Linked DNA regions of Homo sapiens: region 2 is linked to region 1. Evidence: chromatin loops called from intact Hi-C (ENCODE). Cell type or tissue: OCI-LY7. All regions are shown on one strand.

Evidence for each region. A loop is a pair of places that touch in the nucleus more often than their neighbours do. Peaks named below come from ENCODE experiments on the same cell type or tissue, not always from the same donor. Only the 100,000 strongest peaks of a DNase experiment are listed, where the experiment ranks them.
Region 2: a loop joins it to region 1, with 2.5 times the contacts of the local background. A loop is called at or near these places in 7 of 110 quality-filtered maps.

What each region holds. Positions count from the first base shown.
Region 1 is chr10:69,638,288-69,640,787 of GRCh38, forward strand. No RefSeq gene overlaps it. Among named protein-coding and RNA genes, the nearest start is that of FAM241B, 9.3 kb to the left of the region's middle. In OCI-LY7, CTCF peaks have their summits at 1,120 (motif pointing left) and 1,321; a DNase peak (open chromatin) is centred at 1,124.
Region 2 is chr10:69,957,444-69,959,943 of GRCh38, forward strand. COL13A1 (collagen type XIII alpha 1 chain) reads left to right here. Exons shown (of 41, transcript NM_001368882.1): 41 at 1,256-1,701. The coding sequence ends at 1,258. The region is part of intron 2 of LOC107984242 (a long non-coding RNA gene); the gene reads right to left. Among named protein-coding and RNA genes, the nearest start is that of LINC02636, 51 kb to the right of the region's middle. In OCI-LY7, CTCF peaks have their summits at 1,023 (motif pointing left) and 1,226; a DNase peak (open chromatin) is centred at 1,018; H3K27ac peaks cover 505 bases.

The DNA.
Region 1 (2,500 bases):
GTTATGCAAATATGAGCAAACATGAATATACTATTTTTTCTTTTTTTATACAAATAATAGAAAAATTTGACACGTTTTTCTCTGCCTTTTGCATTTTTCACTTAGCAGTGTATCTTGGCACATTTTATATGAGTACATGAAGAGCATTTTCATCCTGCAGTATTTTGGTGTTTGAGTTGTCGACCCTGTCTTGGGCTCACCTGTACCATGGGGGATTGACTCAGTTGACCCTCAGGGCCTTGCAGCTCTGACCCTGAACCAACCCATGGGGTTTTTCCCTGAAATGTGGGGATCTTGACAGAACTGTCTCCCTTTCTCCAGGGCCCAAGGGGAGATATCACAACCTTATAGGGTTTCTCAGTCTCCTTTGCAGTTGGATAGGGTGCAATTTCTGCCCTCATCTGGCTCCTTGAAAAGGCGCAGTGGCCTCACCTGAACACTGCCTCCTGGGTCACACTGCACCCTGAGACGAGCTGAGAGGGACTCCCCACAACCTCTGACAGGCAGGGAGTGACCCCCGCCTGGCCTCCCTCATTCTGGAAAAACAAACAGGCTGGGCTAGACTTCCACGAAGGCCCCTTTCAGCTCTGAGACCGACACCTACCACAGAGGGCCTTGCCCTTAGTAGACGCTTGATGGACTTTGCTGCTGCCTGGCCTGGCATTGCCAACGTCATTGTCCAACACGTTGCTGTCCCCACTTCCTCTAACACCCCATTTTCTTTCTTTTTTAAAAAAAATTAACTTTTCAGTTCAGGGGTACATGTGCAGGTTTATTGTATAGGTAAACTTGTGTCATGGGGGTTTGTTGTACAGATTATTTCATCACCCGGGTATTCAGCCTAGTACCCACTCATTATTTTTCCTGATCCTCTCCCTCCTCTCATACTCCACCCTCTGAAAGGCCCCAATGTGTGTTGTTCCCTTTTATGTGTCCAGTAACACCCCATTTTCATGAACATCTGGATTAAGGAAGTTAAGAAAAGCCTTGAGGAGAGACCAAGACCCCAGCTTTCTTGCTCTGAACTGGGTAATGAACTCTCAATGCCCTTTTGCAGGGACCTGAGGGACCCCCACCACCTTGGTGTGTAGACTGGAAAGGTTGTGAAAGTTGTCTCATGGCGCCACCTGGTGGAATTTTTGGACAGGAGCAGGAACTCCCTCCTGCAAATATACTACAAATGGATTCATCTGCTCTCCTGCTCCCGGTTAGTGCTCACCTCAGCCAGCCCAGGCTTGGTATTACCTTGTATTTTGGAAAGGTTTCTGGTGGAGAGCATGCACAATTCCATTATAATTTCTCATTCACTGTGGTTTCGTCCTGGGTTGAGCCTAGTGCCGGGAACATTCATAAGTTTTGTTTCATTTCATCCTCTCCCAAGCAAAGAAAAATATATGTCCTTCCTTTTTCCCAGAGTAAAGGAATTTATATGTGGCCACAAAGTTGGCAGGCAGCAGATCTGGAGCCTGCCTCGCCAGCCTCCAGCAAACTGAATCTGGGAGCCCTAGGGAGGGTGGAAGGTGGCTGTGGAACCCCCAGGGAGAGGGTTTGTCGCCGGGGTCTAGTCTTGAACCAGACCTTCCAGTATTTGAGTTTTCAGCCTAGGAGACAGAGTGAGAAGTTTTAGACTTGGTGGCCCAGGGTTGCTGTGATCATGTTAGTGGAAGGGGCTTGCTTACTGTTTAAGGCTGCACTCTCTCTAGGTGGGGGTGGCTATGTCTAGCCCAGCCTTACCCAGTGCAGCACCCACCAACGCCTCACACTTGCCTGTCCTTACTCAGAGCCTGGCGCCAGGTGGTTCCCCTCAATGAACGTGATATTTGTGACATGGGGCCCATTGCCTAGCTCTTGTCTTTTTCACTGGAGGCAAGAAGCAGGCGAGTCAGACAGGCTCCCCATTTGGTAGCTTTGGGCAAGTTCCTTACTGTGCCTCATCTGTGAAATGGGGATGACGTGTCATCTAGGGCGGTGTTGAGCTGCAATTGGAAGACGTGTATGCAGTGCCTGGGGTGTAGCGGTGTGCCATGGATGAGGGTTTGTATCAGATCACCTCCTACAGGGCCCATTAGTGAAAATTGTCTGCCCTCAGTCAAGAAAATGTAAAATGCAATTTGCTTTCGAAATTCTGGGAGGAAAAAAAAATAGAAAAATTTCCCAATATGTCTGCTTACCAGTATCATGCAGTGAAGACATCTGCCTCTGAGGCATGGGCCTGTGTGAGCACGCTTGTCAGTCTATGAGGGGGTGTGTTTGTTTTTTCTTTTTTGCAGCTTTGAGCTCAGCTAATCCTGAGAAATCACTTTCTTCTGATGAAGTGGCTAAAATCTGGACGCTGTCAGCAAGGGAACATACAAGCCAACCACAAGTGCCTCCAACAGCGTGTTCCTTTTCCTGTGATAGTTGTTCTCAACCTAGCAACACCACCAGTTCATCTGGGCAGCTTTAAAACATGCAGCCTGGGTTCCAGTTCCAGAGCCATGAGCCAGCCTTCCTCCAGGTG
Region 2 (2,500 bases), 320 kb after region 1:
ACATGCTACTGTGCCTCCCCTAGGGGCTGTGCTCCTCACCACTCTACCACTCCCCTTGCATTTAAGCTGGCAGAGCTTCATGCCACCACACATGTGACCTGCAGCCAAATCTCTCCTGGGCTCCCAGAGTTCCTACCAACAATGAGTTTTCATTGATTCACACTGGCCTTGGCATTTGCCATTGTTAGAGCAGTCTGACATCATAGGACTGTGCCCTTGCATGTGATCGCCCCATTCAACCATGGCTCCCCAGAGCACAGGGCTGCCCAGGCAGACAGAGGCCATCTGCTTGCTAACTAATCCAGAAGACCCGCCTTGGTCCCCAGCAATGGTGGCAGCCACTATGCTGCCCCATACCGTCTCCCTCCACCTTGCCTGTCACTCCAAGTCTTCTCACCAACCCCCCACCACCATTGTCTCAAGGTTCATCCTCATAAAGGGACCGGAGACTCCAACATGTTCAAGAATCTGTGCTCAACGAATCCAGTCCTGTTCCAGTGGCAGCAGAGTCACACTTACAATGAGATGAACAAGCTCCCCTGTACTAAGATGCCAGAATCTCACTAGTGCACTGGGTTGGGTAAAAGTGGTGAAACCACCAAGACCCCAGGCCAACGCTGACCACCTACCTGCCTGGATACCTAAAGCACCCCCTAACCCAAGAAGGAAAAGCTCAACACTCAAGAGAGATGCCTCCCCAGAATCCATCCCTGGAGGCTGGCCTCGTCCTCCTGCCAAGCTCCACTTAGACCTAGTTAAAGCGCCACAAAAGCAGGTCAGAGGTGTCATAAGACCTCTGAACCCTTGACCCCTAAAAAAATTTCCTCTTTAAAGTTGCTGCCAATGGTTAGGAGACAGAAATGGTTGTGCTTAGCAGGGGAAGAACAGCCACTACCAAGAGCTGCAATGTCTTGGAGAAGCAACCAGAGAGCTTCAAGACTACTCATTCACACCTTAAGTCCAATCTGGGACAATGCAGTGGTTACAACAATCAGGCCTCCAAAGGCAGCAGAGAAAGAGAGTGCCCTCTAGTGACCACAAAGGGGATTCACAGAGAGGTGAACTTGGTTTCCTCCCTTCAGGGAGCTAAGGTCGCCACCAGTTTCTTTCACCTAGGGGCTCAGGGTTCCCACAGTTCTCCTGTCCAGAACTCCCATCCAACCCAGGACAAGATTTACCTCCCTTCCTACAAAGGAAATAAACCTCTGCAGACCCACTGAAACTAACAGAACATTGTTTTGTTTTTGTTTTGCAGTGATGCCTCTAACCTTGGATTGGCCTGTGTGTGTGTTTGTACATAGAATATTTATTTTTATACAGTTTTCACTTTTTGAAAATGCCAGAAGTATGATGCATCTTACAGATTATTAAAAAAGAAAGAAAAACCTGCATATTTTGTACAGAAAATATCAACCTCTTCCCTTTTGTTTACAAGATGTTTTGTATAAGCCTATGTCTCTAATACATTTTTTGTTTGGTCGTAATGTCTGCATGATATTTGTGCACATTTATTAAGTATCGAAGCTTAATAAATTATTGTGTCCTGGTGCCAAAGGGGGCCAGCCAGAACTGAGGTGCTGGCTAGCTCATGTGTGAATTCACATAAATGTAGAGGTCCATGATATTTGCTAAGCTAGGTGTGTCTAAGAGTATTTTAAACCCTTATGGATTTTCATTATTAAAGGAAATGAAACATGGCAATTCATGATCCTGATTAATCATTATATTAAATACATTCTCTCCTGTGAAAGCAGGAATTCCCAGAAGTAGGGGTCCTCAGAAGTGTGGAGTAAGGTTTTGAAATGTGAGGTTCAACAAAGGGAGGGAAGGGAACTTTATCGAGCAATGTATGTTGTTACAGATCCCAAGTTTATCACAGTGCTTGCTGTGTGAGCATTTAGGTTCAGTTGTGCTAAGGGCACCCAGGGTTTCAAAGGAGCCATTTGCTCTTGCTGTTGGGTTATGGTAGGTTTTTGCTTGTTTGTTTTGCTTTGTTTTGTTTTGAGCTACAGTCCCTAGTACCAGCTATTGCTAATCACAGCTGTTGACTTGATATGAGTTTGTGGGTTCACTCACAACTAGCAGTTGAAGGAGCTTTGCCTCATCTGCTGTTCCACTCCAGCAAAGAGCATTCAGAAACATGCCTAGATCTGGGCTTGGGCTGGGCCAATCTGAAGTTGTTTTTATTTTTTTAAGAAATAATGTTGTATTGCTTTCCATATTTAGTGCATTGCTTAGAAAAGGTCTCAGGAAACCGGTTTTAATGACCAGTTAAGTCTTACCTGTGGTGTAGCATACAGGTTTATCGTTAGCTGTTTGACAACATAAATTCATGCTTCTAAAAGCTTGAAAACAACAAATTACTCCAGTACTTTACATACATCCCCATCTGGTTTACATTTTGCATTTTCTTTACACATCCTTTCTTCCTAGACAACGCAAAGGGAAATTTAACTTCAGACTCTGTCCACATGCTGTCACACAAAACTCTAAATTAGTG